Linked DNA regions of Homo sapiens: all the other regions are linked to region 3. A link is a contact called in ENCODE Hi-C or POLR2A ChIA-PET data. All regions are on one chromosome and are shown on one strand. Each heading gives the region's core, a stretch centred on a gene start or an enhancer-like site at or near the end of the contact. The rest is flanking DNA. Distances are from core to core; before and after follow the strand shown. Region 1 overlaps PPP1R2 (protein phosphatase 1 regulatory inhibitor subunit 2). Region 2 holds the start of TMEM44-AS1 (TMEM44 antisense RNA 1). Region 3 holds the start of XXYLT1-AS1 (XXYLT1 antisense RNA 1).

What was found. Hi-C counts contacts between places; a loop is a spot of excess contacts on that map. ChIA-PET counts read pairs that join two places held with the same protein, here RNA polymerase II (POLR2A). Pooled maps may share reads with other maps.
Region 1: a loop to region 3 is called in a pooled map, with 2.0 times the contacts of the local background. The contact joins the enhancer-like site here to the promoter of XXYLT1-AS1 in region 3. A Hi-C loop is called at or near these places in 8 of 50 pooled maps. POLR2A ChIA-PET finds 5 or more read pairs at or near these places in 2 of 52 experiments (H1 and OCI-LY7).
Region 2: a loop to region 3 is called in a pooled map, with 2.6 times the contacts of the local background. The contact joins the promoter of TMEM44-AS1 here to the promoter of XXYLT1-AS1 in region 3. A Hi-C loop is called at or near these places in 4 of 50 pooled maps.

What each region holds. Positions count from the first base shown.
Region 1 is chr3:195,521,757-195,526,104 of GRCh38, forward strand. It overlaps PPP1R2 (protein phosphatase 1 regulatory inhibitor subunit 2), which reads right to left. Exons shown (of 6, transcript NM_006241.8): 3 at 3,063-3,140; 4 at 1,936-2,030. It also overlaps the pseudogene RNU6ATAC24P. Among named protein-coding and RNA genes, the nearest start is that of PPP1R2, 19 kb to the right of the region's middle. Within about 2 kb of position 3,020, at least 2 of the 41 ENCODE cell types and tissues checked have a DNase peak (open chromatin) inside an H3K27ac peak, as active enhancers do.
Region 2 is chr3:194,580,629-194,585,517 of GRCh38, forward strand. It overlaps TMEM44-AS1 (TMEM44 antisense RNA 1), which reads left to right and starts at 3,640. Exons shown (of 3, transcript NR_047575.1): 1 at 3,640-3,820. RefSeq lists enhancers at 2,906-3,571, 3,607-3,656 and a silencer at 3,157-3,416.
Region 3 is chr3:195,092,456-195,097,341 of GRCh38, forward strand. It overlaps XXYLT1-AS1 (XXYLT1 antisense RNA 1), which reads left to right and starts at 2,133. Exons shown (of 4, transcript NR_104188.1): 1 at 2,133-2,223; 2 at 2,830-2,922; 3 at 3,144-3,252; 4 at 3,465-3,602. All of the region lies in intron 3 of XXYLT1 (xyloside xylosyltransferase 1), which reads right to left. RefSeq lists enhancers at 1,574-1,643, 1,764-1,933, 2,004-2,053, 2,518-3,717.

The DNA.
Region 1 (4,348 bases), core at 1,770-4,269, 430 kb after region 3:
TCTTGTGCCCCAGCCTCCCGAGTAGCTGGGATTAGAGGCGCCCACCACCATGCCTGGCTAATTTTTGTATTTTTAGTAGAGATGGGGTTTCGCCATGTTGGCCAGGCTGGTCTCAAACTCCTGGCCTCAAGAGATCCTCCTGTCTCAGCCTCCCAAAGTGCTGGGATTACAGGCATAAGCCACCAAACCCGGCCATCATGATTCTTAATAAGTCATAACTAACATTTAAAAAGGTTAAGGCAGACTATTTATATGAATACAACAAGTGAATTATTCTTTTTATACCTACTTTTACTTTTTATGGGGGAATATCTTAAGTTGTTAAAAGTTAGTATTTAGTGAGTGCTCACAATATGCCAAGATCAGTGATAAGTGCTTTAAATGCTTTAACTCATTTAGTAGTCACCAAAATATTTTTACAGCTGCCAATTTAGAAATGAGAAAACGGAGGCTCGGAGAAATTATGCAAATTAGCCAAGTGGCATACCTGGAGCACAAACTTAGGTTTGTCTGTCTTCTTAGACAATAATCTTAATTGTTATGCTGTGAGTTACAGTTTTTCTCCCTAAGCTATCTACTGTCAATAGACAACAATTTTTCAGCCACGTAACATCTATATAATTCAGTAATAACCCCACCAGTGGAAAATGAATTAATGAAATTATAATTAGTCAAATGGCTCCCCCTGCTGGTTGACTCATGAAATCACAACTTGAGAAAAACATCCCTCAATTAAAACTGACATTAACAAAAAATTCCTTATTCTCAACAGATCATGTTTTTAGAGAGTAATGAGGAAACAAACTCCAGAAACTATTTCTATTTGAAATACTTTTCAAGGATCTTTTGGGGTATATTTTGGGAAAATAAATGGAAAGTCACTGAAAGTTGAGATACAATACAACTTGAGAATATGCTACATGTAAAATTTCTCTCGTACAAATATTAGGCTCAGCCCATCATAGCTCTGTTGAACAGGCTATATTCTGAAGATGATAGGAAAGACTAGTAAATGATATCTTAGCAGCTACACGACAAAGATCCTTCGTTCTAAAGTTTCTCAGCTTCTTCACGGTACAGGAGGTAGTCCCTACGCCACAACACTTCAAGTAGGTTTCTACCATATTTTCCTTCTTCCTCTTTTTTGTGAGTATGTGCTTTTCTTATATCTTTCCCCTCTACCCACAAGCTTGGATTTTCCTTTAAAAATAGTTGCAAATAAACTATACACAATTTTTTAACTCCTGAGAAGATTATATATTCACATGAATCAAAAAGTATAAAATGCAACAAGATAAGACATACTCCTTTTCTCCCAGCCTCCACGGGTAACCACTTTTACTTGTGGAAACAGAAAGCACGAGCAGGCAGCAATGCCTTAAATGTGTATGTGCTGAATGGCCTACGAGACCCTCTTCCATCCCTGTGAAGGGGAGGGCTGTCTCCATCTCCCTTCCTGTGACACTACTGCTCCTTTTGATTGATGGGACCTAATAAAGACCTTCACTCTGCATCTGATCATCTTGGTTCATTTGTTAAGTTGCATCACTGTCCAACAACACAAAAAGCATAAGCAACTGGGAAATTAGCTCTTTCAGCTACCCACTTTAAGACCGTCCAAACGCTCAATGACTTGAAATGCATTAATTTAAAAAGTATTTACTGAGTATCTACTCTGCACTAAAAAGTACAAAGAAAATAATACTTATAATTACTTTAAAGATGGTAATACTTCCCCATATTCTTGAAATCAGGGGTAAAAAACTATTACACAACAAAACACACAAGTAGTATCTGAATTATAAAGATGTTGCTTTCATTCTCCTCCCCTGTGTGTCCCCAAAATGAAAACCATTTGCTCATCTTCCAAATAATGGATTTATCTTAGCAAAAATTACTAGCACCATGATGAAAGCAGTAAAGGAAATAAACTACCTCGTTCTTCAGGTGAGAGGTCACTATCCTCCTCTCCACTGCTTTCTTGTTCCTGAATCCGATACTTTGGCTCCAAGCCTTCAGCTGCAGCTAATCTATGCAACAATCATGTACAAAGAAATTAACAGTGATGTTTTGATATTATTTAAGCGCCTTATTCAACTGTTGATTCTTACAAAAACATCTGAAGATCATTAATGTGCTAGCTATAACCTGATGAGGAAAATAAAAGGCAAGAGAGCAGAAACGTGCCGGGCATGGTGGTACACGCCTGTGGTCCTAGCTATTTGGAAGGCCGAGGTGGGAGCACTAGTTAAACCCAGGAGTTTGAGGTTGCAATGAGCTTTGATTGCGCCTCTGCACTCCAGCCTGAGTGATAGAACAAGGCCCTGTCTCAAAAAAAAAAAAAGAATAAAAAGAGTAGAAATGGGCATAGACAAGAACAGTGGAATGGGTGCTAGAAATCAGTAAGTAGCAAAGGAAGAGTGCTTTTATGAATTAACTTATTTTTGCCTTTCTCACTGCTACCTTTAAAAACAGGAAGCAGGGGCCAGGCGCGGTGGTTCACCCCTGTAATCCCAGAACTTTAGGAGGCTGAAACCAGCGGATCTCTTGAGGTCAAGAGTTCGAGACCAGCCTGGCCAATATGGCAAAACACTGTCTCTACTAAAAATACAAAAATTAGCCAGGCTTGGTGGCATGGGCCTGTAATCCCAGCTACTACTGGGGAGGCTGAGGCACGAGAATTGCTTGAACTTGGGAGGTGGAGGTTGCAGTGAGTTGAGATCACACCACTGCACTCCACCCTGAATGACAGAGCGAGACTCTGTCTCAGAAAACAAATAAAACCCCCCACAGGGAAGTGACACATTTCAGTATCCCAAGTGCAGGTACGCTGGTCTTCCTGCCACCTACATACCTTGATTTTAATCAAGAGACAAGACTATAAAAGTTGGTGACTCAGAAGGTGAAAAAAGGGGGAAAAAAGGAAAAAAAAGTCGGCATAAAACATGTTGATCAACAGCCTTTTCTTCCCGCTCATACAGGGACAGCCACGCAGGCTGCTTTCAACTCTGCACGATTATAAACAGCCTAAGTGAAAATGTGCTCCGGTCATTAGTACTTACTTCCTGGCTAAGATGTCTGGCGCCATGGCTTCAGTGGCCTCGGTGTCACTACAGGCATCTTCATCATCCCCCATCATACTAGTATGACAAGCACATTGTAATTAATACCTGAAACATACATTTTCAGCCACAAAAACAAGGGAGAAAAACAATTCCATCAACCTACTTAACATATCAATATATTTATAGCTCTGTTGATATCTTTGAGGTTTAACTTTATATAGTTCCTATTCAATACAAATACTTAAAAGTACAGCACCCAATCAAGAAAAGACTCCAAATGATTAAAAAAAACACATAAATACAGTCTGCCTGCCATATCCACAGGATCCACATCCATGAATTCAACCGTGGATTGAAAATAGCCAGAGAAAAGTAAAATTTCCTCTGTACTAAACATGTAGACTTTTTTCTTATCATTATTCCCTAAATGATACAGTGTGTAACAACTATTTGCACAGTATTTACATTTTATTAGGTAATATAACTAACACAGAGATGATTTAACACATACAGGAGGATGTGCATAATTATATACATCTACAATGCCATTTTATATCAGAGACTTGAGTGTCTGAGGATTTCGGTATCTGAGGGAGGTCCTGAAACCTCCATGGATAATGAGGAATAACTGTACTGAAAACGTAAATGATCTGGAAAAAAAAATACTACAAAGTTCCAATTATTCCATCCAGTGGGAAGGAACAAGTAATGCAAAGTAAATCACTGTCTGGTTTTAGAACATGTATTTCTACATCAATCTTAAGATAGAGACAAAAGATCTACGCAGACACAAGACTGAGTAAAGTAACAAAATTCGATCCCAAAGATCTAATTTCGGAAGTTTACAAGTGATTTAGCTTTCTCACTCTACCCTCTAATGAAAAATTTGCTCCCCACTTCAATGCAAAAATGGGCAACCTTAATTCTTAAGCCACTGCAAAGTATATAAAGCAGAACTCAGCTATTTATAAAATACTGCCAGTTTATACATTTCCTGGTTAATTAAGGTGACAAGTAAGTCTATAGTTTAGATGACGTTCTTTTTTCTAAGGGAAGTTGAAATTGATCTATGTTATTGAGTTTAATCAAGCAAAGTAAGGTAAAATAAACATTTTGTTAATTTATAGAATCGTTCTATAGAAAATTCTAGTTGTAAAATTTACTGAATTATGTTTATATATGTACATGTATACAGAAGCAATAACTTCTTGTATACTAACTGTGAGATTCTTAGATAATAAGACATGATGTTTCTATAAAAAGCATCTTCACTTAAATAAAAT
Region 2 (4,889 bases), core at 2,390-4,889, 510 kb before region 3:
ACAAAAAAAAATTAGCCAGGCATGGTGGCAGGCGCCTGTAGTCCCAGCTACTCAGGAGGCTGAGGCAGGAGAATGGTGTGAACCCGGGAGGCGGAGCTTGCAGTAAGCCGAGATCATGCCACTGCACTCCAGCCTGGGCGAGAGAGCGAGACTCTGTCTCAAAAAATAAAAATAAAAAATAAAAAATAAAAGTCAGTTGCCAAATCACGGTGCTTCACTCCTAAGTAGTTCAGCATGTATATCCAAAGGGGCGTTCTCCTGTGCAACCATAATATTATTAAGAAAGGAAACAATAAAGTTAGCTAATACACTGTACATATTCAAATTTGCTCAATTGTCCCAGTAATCCCATATAGCTCTCCCACCCCATCCCCACTGCAGACTCCTTTAAACTAGAACAGTTCTCTTAAGATGTATTTAAGTATTTCCACAGTCAAGAAACATCTACTACAAAAATCCACATAATCTTTTTACAACAGAATCTAATGACTTCTAAGACTTTTCTGATCTATCAAAATTTTTCTTATAATTGTGAATGGTGGCTCAAGCTCTCTTGTGTTCTACCTTTACTAGTTTACATTATGGTTTTGTTTTTTTTTTGAGACAGAGTTTTGCTCTGTTGCCCAGGCTGGAGTGCAGTGATCACTGCAACCTCCGCCTTCTGGATTCAAGCAATTCTCCTGCCTTAGCCTCCCGAGTAGCTGGGATTACAGGCGTGTGTCTAATTTTTGTATTTTTAGTAGAGACGGGGTATTCACCATGTTGGCCAGGCTGGTCTTGAACTCCTGACCTCAGGTAATCTGCCCCCACTTGGCCTCCCAAAGTACTGGGATTACAGGGGTGAGCCACTGCACCCGGCCTATTAGCTGACATTATCTTTCATAATTTTTTTTTTTTTTTTTTTACTGTGTGTGAACTGAGAATTCATGCTGTGAGAACAGGCAAAGCCACTCAGGCACTGCAGTAGATGATTTCAAGGTAATTCATGTCTGTTCTTCAATCCATGGTTCTGTGATATTTTAGGTTTAATGGCAAAATGTCATTTCTTCATTAAAGCATAATGTTTGGGCCAGGTGTGGTGGATCATGCCTGTAGTCCCAGCGCTTTGGGAGGCCGAGGAAGGTGGATCACTTGGGGTCAGAAGTTCAAGACCAGCCTGGCCAACATGGCGAACCCCGTCTCCACTAAAAATACAAAATGTAGCCAGTCATGGTGGCACGCGCCTGTAGTCCCAGCTACTCGGGAAGCTGAGGCAGGAGAATCGCCTGAACCCAGGAGGCAGAGGTTGCAATGAGCTGAGATGGCACCACTGCATTCCAGCTTGGGCAACAGAGACAGACTCCATCTCAAAAAAAAAAAAAAAAAAGTATGTTTAATTCTGCACAACAGTGGGGTTTGGGAGCTTTATCACTTTTTTTTTGTTTGTTTGCTATTCTAAGTAGTTTTGTGAGAACATCTCATACAAATAGATCTGTTTTAAAAGTAATTTCCCGGCTGGAGTGGTGGCTTGTGCCTGTAATCCCAGTACTTTGGGGGACCAAGGCAGGAGGATCTCTGGAGCCCAGGAGTTCGGAACCAGCCTGGGCATCATAGTGAGACTCCGTCTCTGTATTTGAAAATGATAACAAAATACCAAGAAGAGATGGAAAAAGTAAATACATAAAAGCAATTTCCCGAGGACAGTGTTTTTCAGAGACTGGTCCTGGACCATCTGTAGCAGAATCACCTGAGGAGCCTGCTAAGCTTCCCAAGCCCTGCCCAGACCTAGGGAATCCTCCGGGTGGAGCCTAAGAGTCTACATTTGAGTATCAGGGCTTTAGGCTATACTGGCTAGCAGAAGGTAAGGCCCATGAAATGGCCCTTTTCATCCATGGCCATGCTGTCCTTGGGAAAGATGGTGGTGGCCGCCGTGTATGACGTCCCTTGTTCCAGCTGTGGGTTTAGAGAATCCCTCAGATTTCCTCTGGAGATTCCAGGTGCCAAGACACCTGTAGGAGGAAGGCCGGAAGGGAAAGGTCAAGTCCGGAGCAGAGGCGTGGACCGCGGCAGGCTGCTGTTGGAGCGTGCTGGGCTCAGAAGCCGGGTTCTAGCTAGGAAACTGCGGAGTGGCCAAGGAGTTCCTGGCGCGAGGCACGCCACACAACCCTCGGATGCGAAGACGGTGACCATCCATTTCTCAATACGCCAGTGGCCCTGCCGTGCTACTGAGCCTCGTCAGCCTGTATAATGGAAGCTGAAGATGATGCAGCTCAGGAAAAGCAAGTATGATCTTAAGAACCCTGTAGCTGGAAAGCATGTTCCAAATCAAACCTAATGGAGACAACTACTAGAAGGTATAAAAGTTTTTTTTTTTTTTGAGACAGAATTTTGCTCCTGTTGCCTAGGCTGGAGTGCAGTGGCGCGGTCTCAGCTCACTGCAGCCTCTGCCTCGCCGGTTCAAACGATTCTCCTGCCTCAGCCTCCCAAGTAGCTGAGACTACAGGCGCCCACCACCACGCCCGGCTACTTTTTGTATTTTTGGTAGGGACGGGGTTTCACCATGTTGGCCAGACTGATCTCAAACTCCTGACCTCAGATGATCCGCCCGCCTCACCCTCCCAAAGTGTTGGGATTACAGGCGTGAGCCACCGCGCCCAGCCCAAAAGATTTTAAAAAGGAGTCTCTTGGAGGCAAAGGGACAGAACATTATTGTTTTTCATCATAAACCTTTTGGTGCAATCTGATTTTCTTTTTTTAAACCATGTACTTGCACTATTTTTATCTCAAAAAAGGTTTTTAATGCATTTAAAAACAAAGAAAAGAATGGTTTATAATACACCGTTAGGCTTCTGGGAGGTCTGAAACACACTATGAACCGTAAAATAACCTTGTAATTATCTCCTTAAAAACCGAGTGGGGTGGGCCAGGCGTGGTGGCTCACGCCTGTAATCCCAGCACTTTGGGAGGCCGAGGCGGGCGGATCACGAGGTCAGGAGTTCGAGACCAGCCTGACCAACATGGTGAAACTCCGTCTCCACTAAAAATACAAAAATTAGCCGGGCGTCGTGGCGCGCCCCTGTAGTCCCAGCTATTCAGTCGCAGAAGAATCGCTTGAATTCGGCAGGCGGAGGCTGCAGTCAGCAGAGACCGCGCCACTGCATTCCAGCCTGGGCGACAGAGACTCCGTCTCAAATAAACAAACCAAAACTGAACTACGGAGACGCCCTCGACAGTTCTTTCCCGGCTGCGTCGCCGCTGGCTGAGGTCAGAAACGCCGGCCTTCGGCTGCGGCGGCGGCTGCGGCGGCGGGGCGGGGCCGCGGGACTCTCGCTCCTCGCGGGAGGCGGTGGCTGCGGAGTGCGCACGCGCGGAACCGCAATTCCGTTCTTCCCGGAAGTGCCCTGCTGGTGCTGGGAGTAGGGCGCAAGATGTCGGCGGATGCAGCTCCGAGGAGGTAGGCAGTGGGAGCCGGCGTTCAGTCCGGCCCGTGCCAACAGTGGTTCCTCTCTCCCCCGTAGTTCGAGGAGACCACGCGCTGCCCCTCTGGCACGATCGTGGATGAACCCCCTGGCAACTGAAATGGGAAAGGCAGCGCCCCCGACTCTGGGGACTGGACCGAAGTCCACGGTAGTGACAGCTGCCAGACCCTGAGGAGAGGACGAGAAGACCCGAGGCCTCTGCTACGAACACTGGCAGCCGATGGAAAATTCAGACGGATTTGGGACAGTATGCAGAGTTCTCCAAGCGACAGATTAACAGAGGCTCTTGAAGAATAACTGCGTAATCACGTGTTCTGCTCAAAAGAAGGCCTGAATGCCCAGTGCCTTATTTGGCTTTCAGGGTTGGTGAAAGAAAAAGCAAAGTAGATGCTTTCTAATGCTAAGTCATTTAATGTAGCACCATTCCTTGAACTTCTTTCATCTCTAAGGTCGTCCCTTTCACCTGATGATGACCTTTGGGCCATCGTACAGGCATGTGTAAACTTGGAGATCTTCCTCAACATTGCACCATATCTTGGGTTCATTCAAGGCAGAGTCTCCTTGCAAAAGCATTCTAAAACAATGTAAAGTCGAAGAGAGTAGAGCAATACCTCCATAGTTGGAAAATGTGGAGGAGGCCAATTAAGGGACAGAAAAAGAAGTGCAGAGAATCTTGGAATTGTTGCAAAATTATTCTGGAGATATTTCTAAGTCTCCTCTATCCTTTTCCTTAGTGATTAATACAGGTTTTTATATTAAGTGGACAGTAAAATCCAAACAGAAAGAGGTATATGTCGTATAATGAAGCCTATGTTCAAAGTATATCTGAAATTTGTTTTTATAATGTCTTTCTTGAGAGCTTATAAAGATGTCAGTATTCTGTGGGAAACAAATTGGCACATGCATAAAAGAGAAAAAATGAAAAAAATCAGGCCCAACTTTCAGTTTACAGATGAGGAAACTGTGACATAGAAAAGGAAATGACAAAGATCACACTGAATCAGACCTGGGAACTGGAGCCCAGCCATGCTCCTTGGCCCAGTGCCTCTTCTTATTCTAGGAGCTCATACCCCTTTGAAAGAAACATAATATGAATGTGTCTTCAAATGATGCTCATAAATCTCTTCATCATACTGAGGGAGGGAGATAAGGGGATTAGTTCTTCAGGATCTAGACAGGCTTTCAAGAAAATCTTTAGCTGGGTGCGGTGGCTCATTCGTGTAATCCCAGCGCTTTGGGAGGCTGAGGCAGGTGGATCACCTGAGGTCAGGAGTTCCAGATCAGGCTGGCCAACAGCGTCTCTACTAAAAATACAAAAATTAGCCAGGCATGGTGGCGGGAGCCTGTAATCCCAGCTACTCGGGAGGCTGAGGCAGGAGAATCGCTTGAACCTGGGAGGCGGAGGTTGCAGTGAAGTGAGATCGTGCCATT
Region 3 (4,886 bases), core at 883-3,382:
TGGGAAAACTGGCTAGCCATATGTAGAAAGCTGAAACTGGATCCCTTCCTTACACCTTATACAAAAATCAATTCAAGATGGATTAAAGACTTAAACGTTAGACCTAAAACCATAAAAACCCTAGAAGAAAACCTAGGCATTACCATTCAGGACATAGGCATGGGCAAGGACTTCATGTCTAAAACACCAAAAGCAATGGCAACAAAAGACAAAATTGACAAATGGGATCTAATTAAACTAAAGAGCTTCTGCACAGCAAAAGAAACTACCATCAGAGTGAACAGGCAACCTACAGAATGGGAGAAAATTTTCGCAACCAACTCATCCGACAGAGGGCTAATATCCAGAATCTACAATGAACTCAAACAAATTTACAAGAAAAAAACAAACAACCCCATCAAAAAGTGGGCGAAGGACATGAACAGATACTTCTCAAAAGAAGACATTTATGCAGCCAAAAACCACATGAAAAAATGCTCATCATCACTGGCCATCAGAGAAATGCAAATCAAAACCACAGTGAGATACCATCTCACACCAGTTAGAATGGCAATCATTAAAAAGTCAGGAAACAACAGGTGCTGGAGAGGATGTGGAGAAATAGGAACACTTTTACACTGTTGGTGGGACTGTAAACTAGTTCAACCATTGTGGAAGTCAGTGTGGCGATTCCTCAGGGATCTAGAACTGGAAATACCATTTGACCCAGCCATCCCATTACTGGGTATATACCCAAAGGACTATAAATCATGCTGCTATAAAGACACATGCACACGTATGTTTATTGTGGCATTATTCACAATAGCAAAGACTTGGAACCAACCCAAATGTCCAACAATGATAGACTGGATTAAGAAAATGTGGCACATATACACCATGGAATACTATGCAGCCATAAAAAATGATGAGTTACTGTCCTTTGTAGGGACATGGATGAAATTGGAAATCATCATTCTCAGTAAACTATCGCAAGTACAAAAAACCAAACACCGCATATTCTCACTCATAGGTGGGAATTGAACAGTGAGATCACATGGACACAGGAAGGGGAATATCACACTCTGGGGACTGTTGTGGGGTGGTGGGAGGGGGGAGGGATAGCATTGGGGGATATACCTAATGCTAGATGACGAGTTAGTGGGTGCAGCGCACCAGCATGGCACATGTATACATATGTAACTAACCTGCACAATGTGCACATGTACCCTAGAACTTAAAGTATAATAAAAAAATAAAAATAAATAAATAAATAAATAAATAAAATTAGATGCTACTTCAAGCCATTACCTGGGGAAAGTAATTAGACTCCTCCGAAAATAACAGCAGTTCTGCTGCCACTCCTGGAGCCTTTCTTCTGGAATTATCTGGCCGTCCTCCCGCTGCCCTTCTCCCCACAGCTGTTCAGGGTGCAGAACTGCCCACTGGGGAAAAGGTGCCCTGACTCCAAGCGCATCCAAACTAATTAGGAGCCTATCCTCCCCCAGCCCACGTCCGTGGAGGCGCCATACCCCCAAGGCCTGGTGCAGTCAAGGGGAGAGTGTCAGCTGCTCCCCTCGGGGACAGTGGCAGCTCCTCCTCCTCCTCCTCCTCTTCCTCCTCCCTGTGTGGAATTTCGTGGGCTGGCTTGCTGGGGAGGCCATGAAACATGAAATTCACAGCACTGGCCTCTCCTGTTCCTAGGTCTCAGACTGAGGGAAAAGCATAAAGAAACGCTGGCTGTGGACGCACCTTGGAAGGAGGCAAAGGAGAAAAGAAAGCAAGCACCCGACACAGCCCAGCGAGGCCCCAAGGAGGCCCCACGCCCCACTGCCTGTCTGCACTCTGCTGAAACCCACATCCACGCCCCCAGGCCAGCTGGCATCTTCCACGCTTCCCTGCTCTCTTGGGGCCTCCTCCCTCACGCCCTCAGTGTCACCTCGCCCTTTGCCCAAGACCAACAGACACCTGCCCACACGCATGCAGGCCCAGAGTGGCCCGACCAGGCTTCCTCGCCCCTTGTTCTGTCCAGACACAAAGCTGACATGGGAGTCCGGTCGGCAGACTCATCCCCACACCCTGTACAAAGCTGGACACCCGCGGAGACCTCCGGAAGCCAAGATCTAAGCGCTTCGATCCCACATTCACAAGCCCCCTCAGCGGGGATTCCCAGACGCACGCTTCTCCTGAGAGAGTCCAGCCCCTCCTGGCGGCCGTGGTCCCTGGATGCGGGTGCTCGAGGCCTGTGTGGGTAATCACGCTTCCCGTCTCCACGCCACCCTTCCCCCACAGAGTCGCCTGCCCTTCCACACAGACAAGGGGCCACAAGGCCGCACCTTCCCCTCTCCACACAGCCTGCGAAGGCATCGCAGATGCCATTCTGATTAGCAAATGCTGCCTCTGCTCCACCACGCACCTGTTCTGTGGCTCAGCTCTGCCACTGGCCCTCCAGAAGGTTTTCTCAGCTAACCCCACTGGCCTCCACCTCCCCTCCCAGGGTTCTCTCACATAAGAGTTACTAGATGCAGGGCAGTGCTTCCCAGACCTTACTGTGCGGGGGAAATGTGTGTCCGGGATCTGGTTAAAATGCAGACTGGGATTCCGCATCGCTGACAAGCCCCCAGGTGATACCAACGCTACTGGTCTGCAGGCCACACTTTTGAGTAGTGAGAAGGTGGAGGTAAGAGTGAGGACTCTGAGTCAGGGAAAGTGTGTTCTGGCCCCAGCTCCACCAGAACTAAGCATTACATCTCATGAGACTGCCGTGAGGGCTGCATGAGGTAATGCAGTGTCTGGCTGTCGCGGGAACGCAGCGTGCACTCGCAAATGCAAATTCTCTTCCTCTTGCTCCAGTCTTCTCCCTGTGGCGGTGGTGAGTGTAATGCCTCAGAAGACTCTGCCAGGGCATTAAACAAAGTCATACGCGAACCCCCCGGTGCACGGCAGGTGGGTGATGTGGGTTCTCCTTCCTTGCCTTCCACCATCTGGGACTGGGGCCAGCACAGAACCTGTGCCCCATATGGTCAGGGAAGGCAGGGGGACAGCTCCTAGAGCTGAGCCTTGCAGATGGGCACTCTTACAGCCGGGCCTCCACATCCAGTTTGAGTGCTCATGTGTGGTGTTGGGGAAAGGGGTCGTTCAGGTCACACTGGTGGGCAATTCTTCAGGGGACTTTGTCACCTGTGTGCTTATGCGTGAGCAACAGCGCCTGATGACTCTTGGGAAGAGCCACAACAAAGCGAGGGCCTGCAGGCGGCAGTGGCCAGGGAACCCTAGGTAAGGCCCTAACACGTGCGGTCCCCTGATCTGCGGGTGGGGCAGCCTTCACTGGAGGGGGAGTGAGTCTCAGTGAATCAGAGTGGGTACATGTGGAGCTGCAGGTCAGCAGCTCAACAGGGATGAGTAAGGTGCTTTCAGAGGCCACGTTAACCACATCTGGCTGGGAAGGAACCAGTTAGCAAACCTCTCTTTCCCTGCCCTGTTTCCAGCCCACAGGAACTCAAGCAGCTTCAGAGAAGGTCTTACTTGTTTCCGGGGAGAGGCCAGAGGCTCCGGGAACCCAATTCAATATGTAATATATAGCAGTGTCCACGCTATGGTCTAAGCAAAGGCAAGAGGAGAAATAAGGTTGATGGATGGCTCCATCCTTAGCACGCGTTTATGGACACCCACCCAGCCTTCTCCCAGCCGCCACGGCTCTCCACACACAGACAAAAGCAAAGCCCTTTGACCTTAAGCAGAAAAGTACACTGTCTCAACATACTTTTATAGAGTACCTGCTAAGCCTGGGGCCACCTAGGGGAGATTGGAGGGTCCCTCTAGCATGGCTGCAGCCCATGCACAGCAGGAGGATCTGTGTGGCCAGACGGGGAGGCTGGTGACAGTGGCGCAGACACAGCACTCAGAGGCCTCCAGGTGCGGAGAAACAACATGTGACGCAGACACCATGCTCTGTTCCCAGTGCGTCCCCAACACACACACGTATATATACACGACCATGCCCATGTGCACTTACATAATACACATGCACATACGCACACGTGTACGTAACAGACGCACATGCTGACAAACACACACGATACACACACACACACGCATACATTTCCTCGGCCTTCGGGAAAATGGAGTTCAACCTCCCATCTGAAGTTGAACTCGTTTCTTCAGAAGTGAGTCTGAGTCTTCATTTCTCAGGCACAGATGTGCAAGGAAACCATTCCTTCTCCTCCTCAGGCCTTCTCAGTGCCCTGGTAATATTTACACAGTTATTTAACAAGCAAGGCTGAGCTTTCCTTTCAACTGGCAATTAAAATCAGAACATAGAGACAAGCTTTGTAAAGCTTGGTTTCCATAGAGGATAATTTTCTTCCATGGGTTTAAAAAAATGAGAATCTTGACTGAAACTGTAGGTACTCACGTCAACAGTAATGCCCACTCAGTCTTCCAAATTGAGATAGAATGTGACTACCTTTTGCTGGAGGTTAGAAATAGTTCAAATTTGTATAATTTGTTTCCCAATTTAATAAGAAAAACAACAGGGGTGAAAATGGTCAGGCTGCGCTGAGCGCTGGGCAAAGGCAGGCTGTTCTGATTCCCGCCCAGCAGACCCCTCAGACGGGCTCCCCTGGCGTCCCTCTGCTGGGACTTCCCATGTCCCTGTTGTCTTGAAGAAAGGAACAAGACATATAGGCCGGTTCATTTTTAATCTGCTGCTGGTGTGGCCCAGTCCCCTCAACCAGACTGCTGGCAACTTTAAGTTGGAGACAGTTCTTGGAAGCAGGCTCAGTGCTGAGTTGGTTTTGACATAAGAATACATACACAGACAGACAGACAGAGAGATATACTGTAGCTGACATTTACTAAATGCCAGTCACCTTTTAAACAATTTATATCAATGATTTCATCCTCACTAA